Linked DNA regions of Mus musculus: region 2 is linked to region 1. The links are chromatin loops, found by intact Hi-C in ENCODE. Cell type or tissue: left cerebral cortex. All regions are shown on one strand. Links, peaks and the distances in the headings refer to the core of each region. The heading gives the core; the rest is flanking DNA.

The links. Hi-C counts contacts between places; a loop is a spot of excess contacts. Peaks named below come from ENCODE experiments on the same cell type or tissue, not always from the same donor. Only the 100,000 strongest peaks of a DNase experiment are listed, where the experiment ranks them.
Region 2: a loop joins it to region 1, with 5 times the contacts of the local background. A loop is called at or near these places in 10 of 42 quality-filtered maps.

What each region holds. Positions count from the first base shown.
Region 1 is chr13:99,326,704-99,339,203 of GRCm38, forward strand. It overlaps Ptcd2 (pentatricopeptide repeat domain 2), which reads right to left. Exons shown (of 10, transcript NM_026873.2): 4 at 9,960-10,077; 5 at 6,185-6,263; 6 at 5,733-5,824; 7 at 3,249-3,362; 8 at 1-9. Among named protein-coding and RNA genes, the nearest start is that of Ptcd2, 12 kb to the right of the region's middle. In left cerebral cortex, for the core only: no CTCF peak of the experiment used is centred there; no DNase peak of the experiment used is centred there.
Region 2 is chr13:98,849,786-98,862,285 of GRCm38, forward strand. It overlaps Tnpo1 (transportin 1), which reads right to left. Exons shown (of 24, transcript NM_178716.3): 12 at 10,856-11,008; 13 at 9,978-10,203; 14 at 8,601-8,772; 15 at 7,104-7,190; 16 at 5,527-5,793; 17 at 5,358-5,445; 18 at 3,615-3,713; 19 at 3,070-3,165; 20 at 323-398. Among named protein-coding and RNA genes, the nearest start is that of Gm34995, 40 kb to the left of the region's middle. In left cerebral cortex, for the core only: no CTCF peak of the experiment used is centred there; a DNase peak (open chromatin) is centred at 5,659; H3K27ac peaks cover 625 bases.

The sequences.
Region 1 (12,500 bases), core at 1,946-9,945:
CAACTGGTTCTGGAAAGAAAAATGACAAAAAGTCATACTCCAAAGCATACACTGTCACTCTGTCCCCTGCAGGTCACCTAAGAAAGCAGGGGCTCCTACACACGGGCCTCATGGGTTTAAACTAACAATGGGAGTTTTGTAATAATCAAAATTAAACAAACACTATAGAGTTTTACCCAGCGACATGGCGCCCTATATTTTAGCAGTCTCTCTGAGCCTACGTTTTAAGATGGAGGCATTAAACTGGCATTCTCCCTTCTCCTACTGGAGCCAGCTCTGAAGAAAACAAAGCAAGCCTCATCATTGGTATAATGAGAACAGTGATGCTTCAAATCCCTGAAGAAGCGGCACACTGTCAGAACCCTTGGAGGTGGAGCTCAGCAAGGCTGAGGAAGACGCAGGCAGAGGACCTGCACGTTACAGAAAGGGACTCCACCAGTACAACCTAAACTCCATGACCTAAGTGCCTTCCCACAGTGACTGGGACTTTGCGACTTGTAAGGGGCAAATACGGATCCCTAAGGAGGCACAGATGGGAGGAGGAGCAGGTTCATGGCTAAGTTGTATTTGTGGGAGGCAGCAGAGAGGTAGCCACAGATCAGGAAAACAAGTGTGGGCATCACCAGCAGGACCACAGGTTACAGTGCGGAGTTGTTACACAAAGGAAAGGCTGCCTGTCTACACTAGGACTCCCGTGTTTCTGTCCCACGGATGTCACTTCCCTGCCAATGGTTTCTAAAAGATATTCAGTTTTGAGTGATGAGTAATCAAAAGAGAACCAGAGAAAGGACCGTGTAAAGAAAGAGTTTTGAAAGTAGAAGAGGGAAAAAGGACATAGCAAACAAACCGAGAGAATAATCAGTGGAGGGGACTCCAGGAAGAGGCTGTGCTCATGGAGACAGAGGACAAAATGAGGAACAAGAACAAGTTCACGTCTGTCAGCCGTAAAATGAAATTGGGCAGACTTCACAGCAGCGGGCAAGATGTGTAACAGAAGACCAGGGCTCAAAAATAAAACAAAAAACTCAAGGAAAGCAAGGGCCATCTCAAAATGCTAAGTCTGGCAAAACTGCAATAAAACAACTTAAGCCACCGAGAACTCAGGTTCTGTAGTTTGTTTGAAGAACTCCACATATAGACACGTTGCAGGCAAAGCAGAGAGAGCTGGGAGAACAGCACGCCATGGTAACTAACGGCAATAAAACAGCTGGTCCTACAGCTGGGACCACAGAACAGTGTGGGAGGAGAACTACTCACCTGGGAAGGAAGGAATCGCTACACAACGGCACAGAAGAGCACGATTTCAAAGGTCCATCTCTTCGCCTCTATTTCCTCCTTAAAGCCACTCTATTTCCTCCTTAAAGCCAATAAACTGGGCATATTTACAAGAAAAGCAAATACCAATAAAGGTATTGTAGCCACTAAAATTCCATGAAGGAGATGAAGAAAGAAAACACGTCAACTTCACCATCAGCAGCTGCTGTCACAGGAATTAGATTGAGAAAACTAAGTAACAACATGGCTTTGGAGTGGCCAGCAGAGAAGACATGGGACAGGGAAGACCTGCAACGGTGACCTGAGGCAAGCTGAGGCTGTGCTAAGCCTCGTTCAGAGCAGCATTTCCACCCAACTTGCCAAAATTCAAGGTAAAAGGTAAGGTGTACATGGTTTCTCAGGGCCTTTGAGTTAGTGAGGCAGAGTAGCTAGTAAGGACATACAGGGGACACAAGAGAGAGCCTCCCACCAAGTTGCCTCCCTGGCTGACACCCAGTTATCTACAATCTGAGCAAACCACCTACAGAAAAACACTGTACTCCGTCCAGAGAATCAGTACAAGGCACTGCCCTTCTTCCAGCACTTGTCTGTCTGCTTCATTCATAAATTCTAACTTCATCTTAAGAGTGACTAGTAGGGTAGTCATAGCAGTACAAACCAATGAAAACCACATGCCAGAAAATATTTTAAGTTATAAAAACGTAAGGCATCAAATAAAATTCCACTAAGCTCACGCATGTCATATGAATATAAGTATGTTAGGAAAGAATAATGTCCTATTACAAAGCCAAGTTGAAGTTCTGCAACACATAAGAGATACACATAAACCAAAAGGATTCAGAAAGACTTCAAACGGAATGACTGAAAGGTACCAGCGCACCAATGCAAACTCGACCAAAATGAACAGAGACAAAAGCAAAAGCGCTGACACTACCAGAGAAGGTTGAGGTTAGGGCAAAGCGGCAACTACGACCATGGAGAGTCCTGCACAGCACTCCACTCAGAGTCACGATGACAGGAGGCTCTATGTGAGCTCCCACAGGGATGGCTTTTGCTTCCTAAGAGCAAAGAGCTATGAAAAGACTGGGGACATGTGCCTCACACGGGACTTTGGTCCCTGTGCCTCAGCCCCCAGCAGAGTAGGAAGACATGAAACAACTTCCTTGGACAGACATGGATGCTGGTAAGCCAGAAGTGATCATGCCCAATTGGTGCCCAGTAGGAGTGTATCCTCATAAGCCTTCCCCAGCATTAAGGAAACAATCACCTTTGAGGTCCTAAGTTCCTATTCTAATTAGTCTTAAGTAAGAGCTCCTCAGCCTTACTGGCTAGGTAATAACTTAGTTTGGTTACAATTTTATATCATAAGCCTTCCATTTTCCACATAGCAAATGTGCTAATCTCAGAAGTGGGCTCTTTAAGACAGCAGGTGTCCCAGCACTGTGTCCCTCACTGAGACCAATCAGAGTTTCACTGTCTTTCTGGGCCTTGGTTGCTTCGTCTGTCAGTGAGGGGATGACGGGCTAAGGGAATGCTAAGGCTTCAACTAAGTAACAGCAGACGGAGCTATCTAACTAACAAGGCCTGACCCCGGAGTCCTTATTCATCTGCACTTTGGAGAGAACTAACTTAAAATGCCCTCTAGGAACCCTGCACAGAAGGCATGTGACGTCTTCACTGTAGCAAAGATATTCCCCTTGGACTGCAGCTTCCTTCTTTCATGCTCCAGAAGATGGTGGCCCACCATTCTAAAAAGAATGCATGCTGGGGTTCAGTTCCAAGTGAAAACGTTATTTACAGACACAGATATAGCTGAGAACTGCTGTGGCAAAGAAGCCACTGCTTTCATGATAGCACTTCCTTACAGTACAGTTAGGAGGGGAAAAAAAAAAAAGAAGAACAAGAACAAAAGAAAGCAATAATGTCCTACCCACTGCCAGTCCACTTATGTCTCTTCTGCCCCAAGGTCTTACCTTATTCAGAGCTAATGCCACTACAAAACAGTATGCTCTCCTGCAGATAATGTCTCCCTTAATTAGGGCTTCTTCTCTTAACGTAGTACAGATTTTAAGCGATTCCAGGGTATTCTGTGAGAAGATGAGAACTCTCAGTCAGTACCATGAGCCTTCAGGTGCCCTGATGACTGAGAGCATTCAGTATTTCAGCTCTTCTGTAATAATTTCCCAGAGCCTACCTGATGACACTTGAAAAATTACACTCTGAAGACATGACAGTGTGGACTAAGGAAAGACCACAGGCTTCAACCCTACACAAAGAACTTATGCAACTAAGGGACAGACACTCAGAGTGGGAGAAATTGTCTTCCCCAGGTAAGAGCACATTAACTGGCTCTCCGATACCAAATGGTCAGCATACAAGTAACACTACACAGGCTGACCAGGTTGTATTGAGGAATACACATGTACATACATACACATATATGTATGTGACAATTGGTGAAAAAAAGCTATGAATTTGAAAGGGGTATAGCAGAGAGCTTAGCGGGAGGAAAAGGAAGAAGAAATGATATAATTATATTATTATTTTTTAAAAGATGCATTTATTTTATGTATATGAGTACACAGTAGCTGTCTTCAGACACCAGAAGAGGGCATTAGATCCCATTACAGATGGTTGTGAGTCACCATGTGGTTGCTGGGAATTGAACTCAGAACCTCTGGAAGAGTAGTTAGTGCTATGAACCTCTGAGCCATCTCTCTATTATAATTTCAAAAAGAAAAAAAAAAAGCTATACAGAGGCTTTTTGCAAATAAACTAGGCTATCTGTATGGTAGCCGTTCAACTCTAATTTTTAGTGTTCAGCTTACTGCAGAGCAGTTACCACTCATAAACATCTAAGTTTCCTTGTTTAGCAGTGGGCTAGTTTCTAGGCATAAGCCCCACAACGCAGTTAGCCCAGTATTAATTAACTAGCACTATACTGCTCTGTAACATAGGGGACTTTCCTTTGGGGGGATTTCCAACTTGAAAATCTCTAGATAAGCCAACTATTTGAAAATATTAATACTAATCTAACATACGTTACAAAAGAATCCCATAAAAATAGAAGCATATTTATTTATATATATTCAAGGGGGTTGAAGAGCTGGCTCAGCAGTTAGGAGCACTTGTTGCTCTTACAGAGGATCTAGGTTGAGTTCCCAGCATACATATAGTGGCTCACAACTGTCTATAACTCCAGTTCCAGGGAATCTGATGCCCTCTTCTGACCTCCGCCAGCATCAGGCACACGGATGGTGCACATCCTTACATGCAGGTAAAATACCCACACACATAAAATAGATACATCTAAAAAAAGAACATCTTACTTTTAAATTGGAGAAAGTGATGTACCAACCACTCTCCAAGTGATGCACTCACAGTCTGTCAGTGATGCAAACCTAGCCCTGCCCTCTCAGTAAGGCTCCAATCAGCAGGACAGTATGTAAACCTAGCCCCACCCCTCAGTGATGCATCAACCAGCGGTGCACCTATCAGCAGGTCAGTGAGGTAAACCTAGCCCCAGGCTCAGGGACCCGGGCCACCACAGCGGTGGTTTTACAATGGCAGCTCCAGCTCCACTTCTGTGAGTCTGTGAGACTCAAGGCTCAATCCTCCAAACAAAGTCTGAATTGTATATGAGGCAGTTGCCAGGGGTGACGGGAAATCTCAGCAGCTCTGTTTCCCAACTTGTCTCCACTTAATGAAATAAGTTCCTCTTGGATACAACCCAGGAAGAACATCCTCTGGCTTCTTAAGCAGAACTGAATTCTCTGTAGTTCACACACCCAGGGAAGCCTGCCTGGGCAGGGTCCTACCTGGGAGTCACCGTTTGGAATGACCCATGGTAGTGCTGTATGACTGGGAAGGATGACCTCATCCTGAGGGCAGTAAACTAGCCTTCAGACCTATAGCTAAGAATGGCTTAAAGATTTACAAAGGCTTAGCAGAACAAATCGAGACTACGTGGTAGCAGGGCTTAGGAGATGGCTAAGTGGTTAAGAGCACTGACTGGTAGAGGATAGGGGTTAACTCCCAGCACTCACATCATGGTTCATAACCACCTGCAAGTTTAGTTTCGGAAGGTCAGATACCCTCTTCTGACTTCCACAGGCACCAGGCATGCATGCAGTGCACAGATAGGCACTTGTGTGAAACGCCCATACATAGAAAGAACACATGACGGCAATCACATGTAGAGCTCACCCCAGAAGGATGGGATGATTTCCAGAGGGGAGCAGGGCCTGATCTAGAATAGTCTAACCGAGCAGAGATTCTGGAGCCCAGCAGGGACTTGTCTCTTGTTTTCAAGATCTAATTTAAAATTGAAGTATTTGTGCCAGATGGAAAGTAGATTTTAAAGGAACCAGAGAAAGAAAGGGGGGAGGGGGAGAATAAATTCACTCTCAGATCCTCCTCAATGCCCAGCGCCCAGAGGGTTAGGGAAACGCTCTTACCAGTTTGTAGCAGATTGCAAAAGCGAGGATGTAGGTTTCTTTGCTGAACCTCACATCTTGGTTTTTCATTTCGATCAACACTTGAAGTGCACCTGCAATGAAGGAAAGAGCGGCCAGCAGTTAAAAGCACCTCCTGGCAGTGGCCAAAATTCTAATCAGTTCAGCACCACCTACCAGAGAGCAGATTTTAACATGATGAAAGCCCTTCCTCAAAGTCAAATAGCACGGAGCCAGATCAGGTAGGAAGAACGCACAGAAACTTGCTAAGGTTTCAGATAATCTGGGGTGGTTCTCGTCAGCCACCACACACAGAGAGATGTTTTCAAACTTCAGGAGTGAGGTCACACTGGGGCTCCTCAACAGGAATCTAAGGTCACCTCTAAGGCGCTTCCCACCCGAGCTGCTATTCCGGGGGAGTTTTTCCATAACCTCAGACTGTATGTAATACTTACGTTCATATTTGCCTTTGGTAAATAACATATCCATCAAAATATTGAATGACGTTGAATCTAGGAAGAAGCCTTGTAGATGCTAGAAGAGAAACAATACAGTGTGGTCAACAGTTAAAACTACTAAGGGACGTCACATGCTGTGTCTGTTTGAGACCAGGTCTCAGTAGGTAGCACTGGCTGCCCTGTAACTCATCATGCAGATCACTGGATGGCCTCAAACTCACAGAGAGCCACCGACCTCTGTGTCCCTTGCGCTGGAGTAAACGCATGGGCCACTTACTATGCAGGGCCTGTATCTTACTTACTTCTACATGTTTTACTCTGTAGCTTCCTGAATTCTCTAGTAGTCCGGTATATAGAGGAGTTTTTAGAGAAACCCTGTCTTGAAAAACAAAACAAAAAACAACAAAAAAAGTGTTTTTAAAGCTTAACTGCTGAGCACTGTTACAGCTTTGGGAATGGATGTCCTGGACAAGAAGCATGAAAACTGTTTTGTGAGTAATGAAGAATCAGGAAGGTAGCCGTGAGCCTGCACCGACTAGCAGTGTCACGGCAGAGCAGGTTTTAGACTGAAGACAAGAATGTCTCACAGGCCGGGCGTGATGGCGCACGCCTTTAATCCCAGCACTTGGGAGGCAGAGGCAGGCGGATTTCTGAGTTCGAGGCCAGCCTGGTCTACAGAGTGAGTTCCAGGACAGCTAGGGCTACACAGAGAAACCCTGTCTCGGGAAACCAAAAAAAAAAAAAAGAAAAGAAAAGAAAAGAAAAGAAAAGAAAAGAAAAGAAAAGAAAAAAGTCTGCTAAAACGGTAGTTCATAACATTGTTTTTAACTTTTATTTATCTTAATAACAAAACCACCTCTGTATTTATTATATTTGGTTTTAAAATCCACACATATCAGAATAGCTAAATTAAGTAACATTTATCACTTAACAAACTTAAGATTTCTTCTTGTCATAATTTTTAAAGAATAAATTATGTTGCCATTACCGCTGTTTCATAATAGTTCAATTCTCTTACATCACAGCATTTTACATGATATTCAAATGTTGTTTCCTGTATTTTTTTTTTTTTTTTTGAGGGCCTACTTTGGAAAACCTTCTGGGGTACCGCTTGACAGGAGTCTGACACTGGCCAAGGACAAGCAAATGGGCTTCAGGCAGGAATCTGACATTGGCCATGACTGGGATGTAAGTTCAGGCAGGAATCTGGCATTAGGGCATGATAAAGAAGTAAGTTTCAGCAAGAATTTAACTTCAGGCTGTAATAGGGAAGTAGGGTAAGGCAGGAATTTTAGTCTCAGGGTGCAACAAAAGAAGTAGGCTTCAGGCAAGATTTTGGCCTTGGACAAGGAAGTGGGCTCAAGTATTTGGTCTTTATGACAAGCCCTTTTAAACAACTGTCTTGGGAGTAATCTAGGACTTCGATTGCTGCTTTGTTAGTTCCTTATTCTACTGCTTGCCCAAAATACTTGCATGTAATTAAAATGGTATAGAAAGTGGATTGGAAAATTAAATTTGCCTTCAGTCTCAGAACGGACTGAAGTTACGCTACAATGCTGTCTAAATGCCCTTTTTCTTTTTAATCCTCACTCCCCTGCTGGAGAACCTGTTGAGTGGCGGAGGGGGCTTGGTCAGCCTACCACATAGACTCTTGATGCTGAGACTAAGGAAACGAAGTCTGCTATAAATGCTGGCTGGGTTGTAGTTTAGGAGAGCTTAGGTACAAGTCAGGCAGGCAGTGAACACAGAGCCAGAGGACTGTGAGAAATAAAGCCAGAGTCTCAGCCACCACGGGGGCAGTGGTGCACAATGACCGGAACACGGACAGGAGTAAGAGACACGGGATGGAGAAAGCACTGTCACAGAAGCAGGGTTGGCAAGGCCTCACTCTTCAGTTCACTCCTCTCTACAGCAGGCGCCTTCCTACACGTGGGGTTTCTGTATCCGAGGCTTAAAAAATTACCTGCATTTTGATTTTACTGTCATCATCATACCTTTGACTTATAATGAAGAAAATTTTAATTTTCTTTTAGTTGTAACATTAAAATATTTATTTAAAATGTTAAAAGAATACCAATTAAATGAAAAGTGAGATTTTAATAATTCTAACCCTAAAGACATAGTTTACTTTCCAGATTTTAATACACACATACTAGCATGTAATCATGGTGCACACATATGCCAGTATATGTAAAAGCCAGAGAACAACCTTAGACATCACTGTTTGGTTGTTTAGTTCACACATACCAGCATGTGATGTGTGCGTGTGGGTATGGGTGCACACATATGCCAGTACATGTGAAAGTCAGAGAACAACCTTAGACATCACTGTTTAGCTCACACATACCAGCATGTGATGTGTGCGTGTGGGTACGGGTGCCTGTGTACGTCAGTGCATGAGAAGGCCACCTTGGATATCATTGTTCAGGTGCCATGGCCGCTTTTGTCTCTCACTGGCTTGGAACACACAAGTAGGCTGGGCTGGTTGGCCAACGAACCCCAAGAATCCAGGCCTCCTCTTCCCTGGTGTTATGACTGTAAGTGCATACCGCCATGCTGTACTTTCTGAAACCGTGGGCTTGGGAGGCAAGCCCAGGCTCTGTTCAAGCGCTTCCCCCTGAGTATGCCCTATTCCTTTCTTTCTTTTTTAAAGTAGAGAACAGCAAGAGCAATCATTGAAACTTGCCTTAAACTACCTTTTCTCTACTTGCTAATACGTGATGCCCACCTTCCTAATGGATGGTGTTCTTAAAGAAGGGCAACTATAGTGTAAATTATCTGAGTCACCCCATTCAGAAGGCCGAGGCAGGAGGATTACAAATTAGAGAGCAGCCTGGGTTACTTGTGTCAGATAAAAAGCCTAGGGCACATTCCAACAGTACAGAATAGAGTAAGTTCAAAAGAGGAGTGAGTCACGCCAAGATTCACTCCGGAGTTCCTAAACACGCTAATCTGTACACGGTGGGCACTAGCCCAAGCTAGCAGTGTCTCCGGCCATGGATGAATTTATAATGTTTCTAATTCAGTCTTACCCTCTCTAAGGTAGAAATAATAATCACATCTGATGAGCAGCTGTTCTCCAAATAATGATAATAATAACTGTTATTGTTATTATTATTATTAGAAGCTACAAATGTTAATAAGATGTATCTATTTCTATTGTGTGCGTATGTGCGACTGCAGGTGCCATGGTGCATGCATGGAGGTCAGAGGACAACTGTGAGGACTAGATTCTCCCCTCCACATTTAGTGGGTTCCACAGATTGAACTCTGGTCCTCAGGCTTACTTGGGAAGTACTCGTATCCACTGAGTTATCCTTACGGTGTGCGGAATTACATTTTGATTTAGAGAAAGAAAAACAAAATATATAAAAGCATCTTAAGACTTGACCACTTATAAATACAGACTTTAGTAAAAAAAAAAAAATTAAAAAAAAAATGACGACAAGAGAGTGTACAGATGCAGGATAAGAAATCAATGGCTAGTCGTAACTCCCGAGACAGGACACATGTCCCAGGTAACCACACACATCCAAGGTAGCTATGTACTAGACCACCAGCTTCTGTACCCGGTAGGGCTATGCCTCCAAAGATGCCTGTAAACCTCCCTGTGAGCTAACTCTAAGGAAACACTTGAAACACAGAAAGCTTATTTATTCAGCCTGAAAGTCTTACCTAGGAAAAAGAATATGTAATGAAAGGATGTGTCTTCTAACAACTGAGAAGACCAGATCACCTGAGCAGGGGAAGGGACTGAGAAACAGTAAATAACCTTGTCTCTGACGAGCTCCACTGCAGAGTCCTCCAGGTCCAGCTCGTAGCACAGCCTCATGAAAACTGGTCCGAACTTGTATTCCCCCAAAGTGAAATTCTTGTTTTCTGCATGGTACCTGGTAATCAAGATTAGTCTATGAGCAAAAAGATGGGGTATGGCAAAAACAGACTCGGGATGAGTAGATCTCAGCTAGCAAGAGAAGCACCCAAGTCTGGGGTCCTCAGCACCACGGAAAAGCCAGGCTCCTGCATCTGCATCTCGGATACAGTCAGGATTCTCAGTGCTTACAGGACGGCCAGCAGAGCCAATCACTGAGCTCTGGGTTCAGTGACACCTAGTTGCAAAAGACAAGGGTTAGGGCGACTGAGGAAGATAGTTGACTGTGATCTCTAGCCATGTATATGCACCCTCACATGCCCACGTATACATACATGGACACGAACACACACACAAACACACACACACACACACACACACACACACACACACACACACACACGATATATATCACACATACCACACCCCCCCACAAGGACAGACACAGACCATAGTATGCACTCTACTAGATGCTGGGAGCACAATAAAGAACTCTCTGGTTGGGAGAAATAGGATTTGAATAAAATCAGGAATTGCAGAGTTTAATATACTGGGCATTGAAACAAAGTTTGGTTAGAGGCCAACTCTAACTCACTCTGCGAAATAACGAAGTAAAATACACACTGTGATTATCTCCTAGATTAAGCAACTACCTGCTGGGCCAGGAGCACAGGCAGCAGGGGCTCCTTAGAATGGGCCCCACCATGCATTTCTCCTTCTGCTGAAACAACAGAGGAAAGCTGGGGTGGCATTAGGGCTGGGGTGTAAGCAAGCATACACACAGTCAAATACAGTGGTGGTAGATACTGGCCCTGCTTCCTTATTCTACTTGAGAACTGAGTTACTAAGACAGAAGAGGACAGTGACTAAGGACTTTTGGCTCCTTCCGTGTGAAGGTTCAAACCCAGCCCTTCTGCTTATGGACTCTGTAAGAAAGCCAACCATTTGGAGCTTCATCCCTCATCTGTAGAGAGAGGAACTCGCATAGTTTTGTGAGAACTGGATAAGGTTGGCTCAGCACGTGACAACTGTTTCCTGTTAGCTATTATTTAACGTGAAATCTATAAATATTTCAGTAAATGAGGAACGTGTGCCAGATTAAAAACAGAAAGCAAAAGTTCCCCTGGTTTGATGTCCACGTTCAAAATGAAGTCAACAGCAGTAAATGGGAGGATCTAAAATCGCCTCATAAACTCAACAGCACTGGTGCAAGTTATGAGGAGATGAAGTTATTACCCCACTGTGGCTCAATAAAGATGAGCTTCTGTTTTAGCTCAGGCCCTCCCTTCCCGGTGCCAGCTGCAGGCCTCAGGAAGACAGTCAACAGGTTGGTTAGACCTTCCAACCTGCCCAGCTGCTCGCAAGAGTGGCAAAGAAAAGCAACTAGGTTGTGTCGTTGTGTCATGAGATCAGTGAAGGACTGTAGTCACACTTGGATGTGGCGGTGAATGTAAAAGCAGAAAGAACACTCAGAGTTTTTATCGTTGTGTTATTCTTACAGGTATTTGCAGGCTTTAGGGTAATAACATGTAAAATAAGGGAAAATAACCCGAGGCTCTCAAATGACAAAGCAAAACTAGAGTTGCTGGCATGATCTGCAGGCTTATTGGCAGTCTGCGTTATAGTTTGAATTTGGTTTGTTGTTCAATGTGGATGTCCTCAGACCAACTAAGAATATTGCTCTCAAAAAGGCTCAGGTATTTTTCATGTGCCCTCTCACGTCCTAGAGGAGTTACCACAAAAGACTGAGTCTGTTCCACTCAGCTTTATGGCCTCCTAGCTTGAGAAGTGATTTCTTTTTACCAGCACTGACCAGCACAATGTGAGACAGTCAAGAACCTTCAGGAGAGCTAAGTTGATGCCAGTGTCATGCCCTAGACTGTCCAAAACTGTGAATCAAAGATAATCTCCTTTCTCCATATGCAGATTGTCTCGGGTATTTCGTTAGAGTAATGAAAAACTAACTAATATACTCTTTGACCCAAAACAAAAACGAGAGTGCTTAAGTTTTCTAGAGTCATTCACCACATTAGTTATGCTGAAAAAAAAAACCTAGAAGTAACTTAGATGACTATAAACAGACCAGATGACTAAAATAGCTGCTATGTGGTGGAATACTCTAGTGCCACCACTAGAATTATGATTCCTTAACATATAAATAATAAGACTAACGGATGTTGTATTAATTCAGAGAATACTGTCTTTTCTACAACAGTAACCAGGACTGAAAGGAGCTCAGTGTGGTGACATGCTTGTAACGCAGCACTCAGGAAACTGTGCCTTTGTCAAGGCCAGCCTGGGCTACAGAGCAAAAGCCTGTTTTAAAAACCAACCAAATAAAAAACCACTTGAACCATCAACAAAATCATAAAGTATTTGCATAAAGACCTGTGAAAACCTCTAATTATTCAGAAGAGCTCCATCATTCAGATGAGACCTTCC
Region 2 (12,500 bases), core at 1,822-9,821, 480 kb before region 1:
AAATTTATAAAAATTTGCATGCATCTTAATTTTTTTGGTGGATATTTAACTGCTTTTATGTATAATCAAGCTTTTAAACACAGCAAGCATGTGACAATCTTATCCCATGCATCCATTAGTTGTTAGCCACAACATAAAATAAATATACATGACGATACTACTGAAAAACCTCACAAACCTGATAGGACAAGATTAGTCACATGGTTGGCAATGATTAAGGATTGTGATTTTTGTAACCAACTGAAAATATATCTAAAAGTGAGATAGAGAAAGAAAGAGTGAAGAAAAATGAATTAAAAAAAAAAGATTGAATAATACACACCAGGGTCTTATAAACTGCTGTAGCATGGGGGCCACCTCTTGAGGACAAACGTAACCAAGACGACCAATTGTTATTGCTAAGGTAACGCAATCACGGTTATACACCACCAAACGCCAACCAAGACATGAGCAAATGAGGGGGAAGGAGAAAAAATAAAGAAAAAACAACAAATAACTCAGAAACAGAAACCAACAGAATTTGTGTATGATAATAAACATAAGATCTCACCAGTGCTGGTTACTACCACCCCCTGATGGAAGGGGCAGCAACATATATATGCATACTCTTGGAAAAGGAAAACAAAAGGAATTAAAGTAACTAAAGATTGAGAGAACACCAAAAACCATCAAGTGTTTTTCTCGCTCACCTAAATATCAAGTATGGTAAGAGCTGAGCTATTAAGTGAGCGGCTTAGAGGGTCTTCATTCAAAGTCAGTCAGCATTCATCGCAGAGGAAATCTTTCCCCAGGAATTATCAGGAAATGTGATTGCATTTATCAATAGTTTATTCAAACATCAATCTCTGTAGCGTATTAGTTCAAAACTTCAACTTTTTGTAAGTGATTACAACCTTTAAAAATCACCTAGGGATATTAACCCAAATTTTGGTAGCTTTTAAGTTAACTTTTCTCAAACTAATGGGACTTTGTTGCTTGTGTCAAAAATCAGTTGTCAGACATTAAGTACCATGGTGTCTACTGAATCAAAAACTGAAAATTGCTCCAGTGTATCAGATTCCATTCTGACTATCCTCTGATAACATGGGTAACAATACACTAGCTTCTAACCACATACAAGATAAAAGCACAGTAACGGAAATAAATTTACATAGTTCACTGTAATGACAGGTGGTATGGACTATAGGGGAAAAGGCCTATAAAAGGCCTGATACAAAACAGATAATACCATAGTACATTATCTGATTTTTTTTTTAAATTGAAGTGGGCACTCTCCATCAAAATTAAGGAATTCCTGAAATGAACAAAAAGCTAAAACAGCTGCAACTCAGAACTGCATCTTGCAATTCAAGGGTACATACATGTAAATACATTTATACACAACGGGTAAAATACAAACAGAAAACAAACTATGAGGTGCTTTAATGGTGTTCTCTCAAAAACTTACAGGTTAACCTTTTATAAAAAAAGGGTGGGGTTGGGGGTAAAGAAAAATGTTTAAGGATTACTTGAAGCAAACTACACAGATAATACTAAAATTCAGCAGATTCATATGAAGCAAGAGAAAGAAAACCTATGTTCAAAAGACACGAACTATGCAACATTCTCATTAAACAGGCAGGTATGAACAATCCAATGAGACATGCGAGAGAGCAGATGATGGTCCATTGAAAAAGTTCAGTGTAGGATATACGAGTTGGAAAAACAAATACAACACACTAAGGAATTGACCTCGGAATAAATAGCGAGGATATGGTGCTTAAGTTGCTAAAATGTATGTTGACTTTATAGTTTAAAACCCATTGTTGTGGGCAAGGAATGAAGAAGGCAGTAATTTATGTAGCCACTTGTGGCAAAGTAACTCAGCCAATCCGGAGTGCTTTGCATCCTGATTCAGCCTCAGCTTGTATGGCACCATCAGCTATTTTATCACTACTTGAGTGTGATCATGCCAGAGCATAATCTTGATAAAGCCAATTTGTTAAAGGAAATATGAAGACATCCACCAGCTGATATCCCACAAGAAACTTCAGCATACATTACACTCAACATTTATTTGCAGTTATGCATTCACATTAAAAGATAAATAGAAACTTTTCTTTAGGTTCAACAATATTTTTATAATAGCCAAGTATTTCCATTCTGAATGTCATATACAGGTACTGCTTTCTAGGAAGATAAATATCTGCCAAGATTTCAAAACTACCCTAAACATAAACTGTTAAACTTTTCAAAAAGAAAATGTAATTTACTTTGAACTAAACAGTACCCATACAGCCAATCAGTCAGATAACTGTTCCATAATTAAGATTTCCTTCCATAGCAATAAGCATTATAAACTTTAGTTACTTGAGGGTAAACTGTGTAATTTAAAAGTATAAAATTAAAATGCCTGAAAACTTTCATATTTAGAAAACCTTATTTTAATCTCCATCCAGTTATAATGGGAGGACTCACATTAACTATGAAGAAACTACTAGAATATTACCTCAATATATAAAGAAATGTCCCTGAACAAAAATGAAACTTAAATATTAATTAGCAACAGTTGGAGAGGGTGGAGGGAAAAGGATGGAATAACCCTACATGTGCTATTGTATGGAAGGCATTCTTTAACACCAACATGCTTTCTATAAATGCACGAGAGAAACAAGCCTCTGAAGAAAAACCCCACCAGGAGCCACTTAAGTTCCTGGTTTAAAAAGATTTTAGGATGAAATACAAAACACATATGCCATTTTTAGCCAATCAGTTGCTGAACTATAATCTATTTTTGGCCATTTATAAATTATTGACTCAACAATTGATCTTATTGCTTTTTATATTTACTGTATCTTAGCAAAAATACATTTTAGAGAAGACTAAATGAGAATTTGTAGAAAAATGTATTTTTCTGTAAACTGGCTATGGAACATAGCTAAACTAAGACATCATTCTCAAGAATTTAAATACACAGCAAACAGTAACAGCTGGGTTTGCAAAGCTAGCTTTGTTTCGGTTTCTCTATGCATCTCAGTTTACAGTTACGAAGCCAATCATTTTCCCTTCACCACTTCAGTTACGTGGTACCTGTGTTCTCCAACAGCGTCTTTGGGGTGTTGGGTCTGTTAATGATCTCCACAAGCTGGTGCAACACCATAGGGATGTAGGGCTGCATCTCTATACCTATCACACCACGGGGAGAGCAGAAAGAGCAAGAGAAACTGTCAGACACCACCACCAACGCTTGGCTAACCTTATAACTGGGAACAAGTCAGTCAGTCTTCTCTTACCCTCTCTCTCCCTCCCAATGCTCAGAAACTAAAAATAAATAAATAAAAAGAAATAATAATAATAATAATAATAATAATAATAATAAAAAACAATAACAGAACAGTGACAAAAATGATTAAGGCAGGGCTGGCGAGATGGCTCAGTGCTTAAGAGCACCGACTGCACTTCTGAAGGTCCTGAGTTCAAATCCCAGCAACCACATGGTAGCTCACAACCATCTGTAATGAGATCTGACGCCCTCTTCCGGTGTGTCTGTAGACAGCTACAGTGTACTTACATATAATAAATAAATCTTTAAAAAAAATGATTAAGGCATACAGCTAAAAAGAAAATACTCTCACCCATTTGGATTGATATTTCCCCAATCGCCCAGGTGGCATTGTTGCAGACTGAAATAAACTCTGGATTTAGATTGGTTCCCAATATTGGCATGAAATCAGCTAAGAAAAACAAGAACAAAATAATAAAATAAAGCTATGTAGTATATACATGTCAACAGCAGACTTCTTACTTTTAAGGGAAATCTAGATAGAAACTGAAATCCTAGCTAAAATAAGTTTTGTCATAAAACAAATAATATAGTGTCAATTCTGAAACTGATAAAGTATGCAAATAAATATTTTTAAAGGAGCTGGTAATAATTTCTTAAAACTACAAGAGGTAATATCAGGCTATTGAACTTTCATATGAGGCCTAAGTATATATACTTCAGGTAGTAGCTCCCCACTGCATTTATTTTTAATCTTATGTGTCTGGATGTTTTCCTATCTGTCTATGCTAGCGCGCACACGCGCGCACACACACACACACACACACACACAAAATCTGTTAACCTAGTAATACAAATCTATGTTAAACAGAATGTCCAGGTACTGTACAATTCCATAGACAGCAAACCTAATCCAGGTTGAGAACCACTATCTATTTAATAGCCACTGTGGTTGATAACATTACCAAAAAGAGGGACAGTTCCTCTCCAAGTATCTTCTAAAGAAGCACACAGAACTGGAGCCAGAGAGAAAAACAGCTCAGTGGTTAAAAGCACTTGCTGCTCTCTAAGAGGATCAAGATTCAGTTCCCAGCAGCCATATTAGGTGGCTCAAATTGTATGTAACTCAAGCTACATACAGGAGACACAATGCCCTTTGGCCTCCTTGGATGTGTCTACAGTCTAATAATGCATGCCAGCACACACATAGGAACACACATACAAATAATCTCCTAAATAAAAACAAGCACATAAACCATCTATAAAAACTTGAGGAAAACCAACCAACCAAACAACAAACTCACAAAAACTAATAAACCCACAGACCTCCACTCTATAAAGCCTGGGATCAAGTTGAAGCTTAGCGTCTAGACCTAACTGTTAATTTATGGCAAATACTGAGAAATGGAGTGTGTGCTAAAGACACCAAAGTTGGGATCAGCACACTAAAAACGGCTGTAAACTCATGACAAAACCTCGGATCCATTTAGAAATGAAAACCATTATAAGAAAGAAAGAGACAAGTTCAAAAACACTGAGTTTAAAAATAGCATGGTCTTTGTGTCTATAAACACCAAGCAACACAAGGGAAACGAGGCTTAATGTGTATCCACAAAATGTTTGTTACACATTTATGTAAGCAGCTTCTCATAACAATGTATTATAATTTTGAGTATTAAGCCAAAACTTAATGACTTAACATATAGCCACTGACATTATTTAAAATCTAGAAATAGTTAGGATTCAAAAAGCATATTCCTACTGGGTGTGGTGGTGCACACCTTTGATCTCAGTGCTGGGAGGTGGAGGCAGGTCAATCTAGACCAGGCAGAACTACATATTAAGACAAAAAGCAAAACAAAAAAGCAAATTCATATTGTTATAAGTGAATGCTACATAAATTAAACAATTAGAACCGAACATTCTCTATAAACTGATACTATTCAAACATCCCCAGATACAGTGGTAACTCAGTAGATGTTAAAAAAAAATGACATAGTTGCCCCAATCCTGTACAACGTGCACTTTTTTTCATATAAAATAAACAGTTAAAACAGGTAGAACACCCCACACCCAAAGCAGAAAACATTCCTACCTATACAAGGCTTAACATGCTGGAAGCACGCTTTAGTCAGGTCACCTAGCAATGCAAAAGAACTCTGCCGAACCTCGGGCATTTTATCCTGTAAGAAATCAGGAAAAATTAGCTTCTTGTAACAACGAAGACGCAGGCCCCAGTCACCCACAGACGCCTGTGGTCTCACCTGCATGCACTGGTACATCAGCGTCAGGATGTTACTGCGGGCCACCAGCTGCTCAATGTTGCCTCCCAGGCCCTCAGCCAGGCCGCTGAGTAAGTCAAGAGCCACAATCATAAAATCTTTATCTGGAGCTTCATACTGTTCTGGTTGAGCATTGTTTAGCATGGCTTGTGCCAGAGTCTTCTGAACTAGGTTTACGCAACGCTGATATACAGGTTCACAATATGGAAGGAAGCCAGACTGCAAGGCTGTGGCAACAGACGAGAGACACTAAAAAGAATCAAGCACACACATTAAGGTTTAGATTACAGTAGAGAATATAAGTGCTTTAAAGCAAGCAAAAATGTCTCACTATGAACCGGTTCTTTCAAACCTCATTCACAGTCAATTTGTCAATTCATCAGAAAAATGTAACCTCACACTGTATCAGGTATGATAAGTAGTCTAGACGTGATTTAAACTGTACAGAAGGTGAGAGGACATGTAGAGTTTGTGTGTAATAAGCGTGACATGTAACCTGAGCATAAGAGCAGATTTCTGAGTTTAAGGAAGTGAGTCTGCCGGCATGTTCCTATGTACAGTCGCCACATGACGGTTAACAGAGTAACCATAACCAACTCCTATATAATCAAAGGCTGCCTGCTCCACAGGAAAGAACTCATCGTTGGTACTGTGAACGTAGTCAAAAGTTCATGGCTAAGGAGTCATAGATTAACACCCTTAACCTTGGACAGAGACACTTCTTGTTTTGCATTGGAAAGCATTCAAAAGCTAAGAGTGACTTCTGAATACTCAGCTAGCCCCAGCTCCATGAACATCATTGGAAGAGGGGTTAGGAAGATGAAGATGGAGGCTGAGGAGCACTAGGAAATGTGGGCTTCTGGATATGACTCGGCCAATACCCTCGGGAACTCACAATGGCACAGCACCAAGCTGGTCAATATTATAGAACAGATGGGAGGGGATTGAGAGGGCCAGCAATAGTTGGTAACTGACGGCTGCCAAACAACAGGATAATTGCTTTTCTTTAGGGGTGTGGCCTCTGATAGGCAGCTCGTGCTCTAGTAGATGGTGTCATACCCATGACCATACAGGAAGGCAGCATTGCGTAGAGTCAACAGGTTATTTAAGAAGAACAAAACAGAACATAACCAAGATATGGTGATGTGCCCTTTCAATCCCAGAACCTAGGAGACATAAACGAGGATCCCTCTCAGTTTACATTTGCCCGGTGTACATAAGAAGTTTCATTCAGGACACCCAGGGCTACATGTTGAGACCTTGTCTCAAAATAAAACAAAGAACTTGGCAGTGGGAGGAAGGCCGGCCCATGTGCACTCCGGGCGGGTAGTGGGGTGTTGCAATGTTAGAAGTGGGAGAGATGATTTGGGTTAAATATGACCAACATACATTATACTGTCAAAGAACAAACTGCAGAAAGCAGTTATGTGCTATTCTACAACGCACCAGAAACTGTTGTGAAGACAGATATTTTTACCACACACACACATTCTGGTTCAGGCCATGACTGTGACTGAATGACACTGTTAGAATAACTGAACGTCACCAGCTCAGCGTACCTCAAGCAAAGGGAAAAGATCCTTGTCTTCATCCTTCAGCATGTTCCATTTCTGGATCAAAGGAGGCATTAGCATCTGAATATATTCCTGTTTACCGTAATGAAAAACAAAAAGCTTCACTATCATCTGCAAACATGTTCATTGAGTCTATAAAACTAAAACCCATCTGGAGCAATTGTGTTAAATTTTTACATTTTAAGACTTACTCTTTAATTCATATGATCCTGATTTAAAGTAATCTATATTTTTTTTAAAAGAAAATGTGTTATCAGTAAGTACCTTAGACCATCAAGATCTACTACTTGTTCTTTTCCTTTTTCAAACAGTCTTATGATGCAGCCCTGGCTAGCCTGGTATTCACTATGTAGTCAGAGCTGGCCCCAAAGCCATTTGCCTCTGCTTCTGCCTCTCAAGTGCTGATACTAGGTGTGTCATCAAACCCAGCATAATCCATACCTTGTTAGATCACAAGCTTTTTTTTTGTTTGTTTTGTTTTTTTGAGGCAGGATTTCTCTGTACAGCCCTGGCTGTCCTGGAACTCACCCTGTAGATCAGGCTGGCCTTGAACTCAGAAATCCACCTACCTCTGCCTCCCAAGAGCTGGGATTAAAGGCGTGCGGCCATCACTGTCCAGCAATCACAAGCTTTTTAAAAAAAAGATTTATTTATGCATTTAATATATATGAGTGCTCTATTTGCGTTTATACCTGCATGCCAGAAGAGGGCATCAGATCACATTATAGACAGTTGTGAGCTACCATGTGGTTGCTGGGAATTGAACTCAGAATCTCTAGAAGAGCAACCATTGCTCTTAACCAGAGACATCTCTCCAGCCCAAATCACAAGTTTTATTTTCAAGCGATAAACAGTTTTGGGGTGGGAAGAGCGGGCAGTGGCTTTATAATACCATCACATTAATTAAACAAAAGGCACAGGCTTTAAAACATGACCTATTCCTCAACGAACCAAACCAGCCAATATCTTGAGCATAATTTAAAACAAGAGTGAGTTACACTTACTGATAACACATTTCCTACAGTGACCACATGTCTTATCAGATATTATTCATATTCAGCAGAGACAGCTGACTCTTGTTCTTAAGACTTCAAATCCTCACTCATGTTTTACACAACTAGAAGCAAGACACTTCAGTACTGCTATTCAGCATTTTCAATCTCTCATTCCCATTCTCACTTTATATAGGCGACTCCTACTGCCTGGTACACTCTGAACAGGAAGTAGAGTGTGTAGATGCAGCAGCTTTGATGCCAGTGTTAATGAAATGGTGCTTACATGGAACTAAGTAAAGGAGCAAAGCCAGACTATAACATCTTCTTTACCCTCTTTCCTCCAGACACTTGAATTTCTGTACTAACCGTAAGTGATTTTCAAAGGTGGAAACGCTAACGGTTCATACTTCACTTTGTAATATACACTATGTATTTATTGCAGTTTATTATTGTAATGTCCCCATAGCAGTCACCCTCAGGTCCTTACTGGCTTGTTTAAATGATGTCCCACTGAATCTGCCAGTGTCCCTATGGCGTCGTACAGAATGAGCAGGTTCTTATGCTGGTATTTACTGAAGGCGAAGACGAGGGTATCGAGTATATAAGCAAGGTAAGGGACGAGCTCTGTACAAGCCTCCTCTTCTAATGTAGCGAAGGCACTAGGATGAGAAAAACAAACAAAAGGAAAAACAATAAATGGTCTCCAGTTCGCAGATGCTTTCACGTCACATCATGAGCACCTTGCTGCCTCACTCTGCATGCTTACTTTGGTTTAAAATTTTTTTTTTCATTGAAAATTATTTGCTTTATGTGTAGATGCCTGAGGCTGTGTTATGTGGCACCGAGTGCATACAGGAGCTCTTGACAACCATAGCATCTAAATCCCTGAAATGGAATTAGAGGGTAGGCTGACATGTACTGCTGGGAACTAAACCCAGGCCCTCTGCAAGAGCAGGTAAGTGTCTGTAAGCCATCTCCCCAGCTTGCCCTCTCCCTTTTTAAAATTTTAAAGACAGGGTCTCATTATGTAGTTCTGGCTGGCCTTGAACCACTTTGTAGCCCTTGTGGCTTTGAGCACAGAATGACACCTGCCTCTGTACCTAAGTTTGAGACTAAAGCTGGCACCATTACAGCTGGTAGTCTAGACTAGCCTCAAATTTGCTATGTAGCCCAGAATGACCCAGGCTGATCCTCACCTTCAGTCTTGACATGACAGGCATGCATCACCATGTCCAATCACATGGCTCTGAGGACAAAGCCCAGGACTTTATGCAGTCACTCTACAAATGGAGCCACATGCTAGCCTCAGTTTGCCTCCCTTCATTTACACACACACACACACACACACACACACAGGAGTACTTAGTCAATGGTGAGCTAGGATGGCACTAAATGGCCAAGCACTTGCCTAGCATGTGTAAGTATTGGGTCTGATCCCTAGATGGACAAAAGGTCAATGGTAAAAGCAGTTCAAAGAATTAGGAATTTAATTGCAGTTCCCATCTTCTTCCCCTGCTCCCAGAAACAGAAACCAGTAGGAATGAAAACAAGCAATTCTGATGTGAGCAGAGCCCAACCACTGGTACTGGCACGTTTTGAAAGATTGTGCACAGCACCATTGAGGACGTGTCAAAAGTCTGCAGGCCATTCAATCTCAAAGTTAAGGTAGTGGATAAGTATCTAAAATGTTGTTATTCGTTTGAAAATCCACCAAGAAAGCAAAGGATTACGACACATTTTGTTTAGTAAAACCGTTAGTAAAACAATTTCTCATCATAACTGCAGCAGTTTGTGGTATAAAAGTCTGCTGGTTTGAAACCAGGCTCTCATGTTCATAACAAACAGTGCTATGGCTCTGTCCTACCTGCAAGCTGCTTCCTGTACTCTCTTGTTGCTATCGAGGATACGCTTCAGCAGTTCTGTCATTAATGGCTTCAGGTACGTATCTGGTGGCTGGCTGACTACCCAGTGTGCATAGCGGCTAAGAGTCCAGCAGGTGATGGAACGCACAAGAGCCTTTTTATCAGAAAGGCACTGAATAAGGTGAGGAATGAGCTCGGGCAGGTACGGAATCATGCCTTGCATACAACCTAGGAAAGAACAGCAATCTTTCAAAACGTGCTATACTCAACTGTATATAGAAAGGACACAGCATCCACTAAGAAACATTTAGTATATTTCCAGGGCTACAAATAGAAAAGTTGATACCAAGCTATTAAAAAACAACAAATCAGAGTTAATTGTTCCTAGGTGTCTTAAAGGAGGTTAAGATTTCATTCCATTTTTTTCCATGATATTTCTGGTTTTCAAAGCACCTATAAATATTTTGAGACAATGTTTATAGTGAAGACAGGACATCAAAATGATGATGACATTCTCGTGTTATCAAGTCTCTAGATTTACCTGAGGAATAAAGTGATTTAAGAGAAATAGCTTTCAAACATTCGATTTCTTTTAGTTTCATTTACTATAACAAAAGCACCCACAGAAAATATGGTTGAACCCGCTGGCTGGGACCAGAAGAGGCCTGTGACTTATACCCAGGAGAAGCTGACCTTAAGGTGGCTTCTGAGTCAGTCACCTCTTTCAACTGTGTGATCTGTGTACCACATCTGGCACTGCAAGCAGAGCCAGGAAGCGTGAATTTAGGGCAAGTCTCAGCCTACTCGGGTCACAATTCCTCACAGCAGCCTAGGCCTTACTAATATCTATCAAAAACCTTGTAATTCAAGCTGGACGTACCTTCAGCAATTGCTCCTAAAACCAAGATGCCAGATTCTTTCACAACCCATTCATGATGGAAAAGCAATTCTTTCAAAAGTGGCAGAATGTGCGGCAAAAGCTCATCACGATAAACATTTGCGAGAACATCGAGAGCAGCAGCAGAACACTTTCCTGAGAACATGAACATTGCGACAGCATTAGCCAATTTATTAACATACTTCTTTCCGCACGTGATTACAGAATTCTTCTATCTTCGTGGAAAAAATACAATGTTCTATTAAACCCAATGCTTCTAGAAGACCATGGTTATTGTTAAAATTCTGTGGCAAAATGTGCTCACTTTAAGCAAACAGATAAGAGGTCATACTTAAGACTGAGTTCTACCCGGGGCCAGGACTGTAGTAACATATGTTTTCAACCCCAGAACGTGGGGAAAATCTCTCAGAAGCCAGCCTACTTGACACTGAGTTCCAGGTCAGTCAGGGCTACATGACACCCTGTCTCAAAAACAAAACAAATAAACAAACAAAACACCAACTTAGTTTTATTTAACAGTTCCAATAGCAGATAACTTGGGAATCAAGTATATCATTTCTTATTTGGAAAGTAACCAAGTATAAAGTAAAAGTAATTACCATATAAAATAGAAATAAAATATGCCAGAAAAATTCTTTATAAAGGACTATATATAAGATAGCTAAGATTTCATTAACAAGGATATAAAGTATAAACTTTTTCCAATGTGAACTAGATATAGCAAAGAGTTGATCACAATTTTTTTTTTTTTTTTTTTTTTTTTTTGGTTTTTCAAAACAGGGTTTCTCTGTATAGCCCTGGCTGTCCTGGAATTCACTTTGTAGACCAGGCTGGCCTCGAACTCAGAAATCTGCCTGCCTCTGCCTCCCGAGTGCTGGGATTAAAGGCGTGTGCTACCACACCTGGCTTGATCACAAACTTTAAGCCAACAACAAAAAAATTCTATAACAGTAAAAGCTGCTATATTGCCTACAAGAAACCCTTAATCTGTTAAAAAAGTCTTATTACAGGCAAACAACAAAAGAAATTCTCTGTGTGAATACACAGAAGAGCAACAGACTATATGTAATCTGGTGTCAATTTTAGAAACCTGGCTTTTCCCCTAAAAGGCTCAACAGGATTTTCCATCTGTGCAAAGAGCTTCTGGAAGGGCAGAAAGGGTGATGGGACCAAAGCATTGGCTATCAGTCCTTCTAGCAACACCACCCTTCAGCAGTTCCCTTCTTACCTAAGGTCCCTAGAATGATTACAACATGTAATATGCATACAAAGTCTTTGGCATAGTGTATAACAAATAAGACATTTAAAAATTTTAAAGGTTACATCTAAGAAGTTAAGCAGGCAGAATAGAAATTATGTGCTCCATAGTGACACACATGGTAGGACAATCATATAAAAGTTATTAAAAACGTCAATACTTTGAAATTAGTAAGAAGGAGTGAGGCCTTAGGAGGGTGCTTTAGTTGCAGGGGTGTCTAGAAATGTATGGGAACACTGCTGACTGTCACAACTTGTGTGTACAACAGCAGCATATTATAATGTATAAGACAATCCGCACAACAATGAAATTATGTGACCTCAAATGTAAATAATGTTAAGGGTGGGAAATCCTGAACTAGAGCATCAG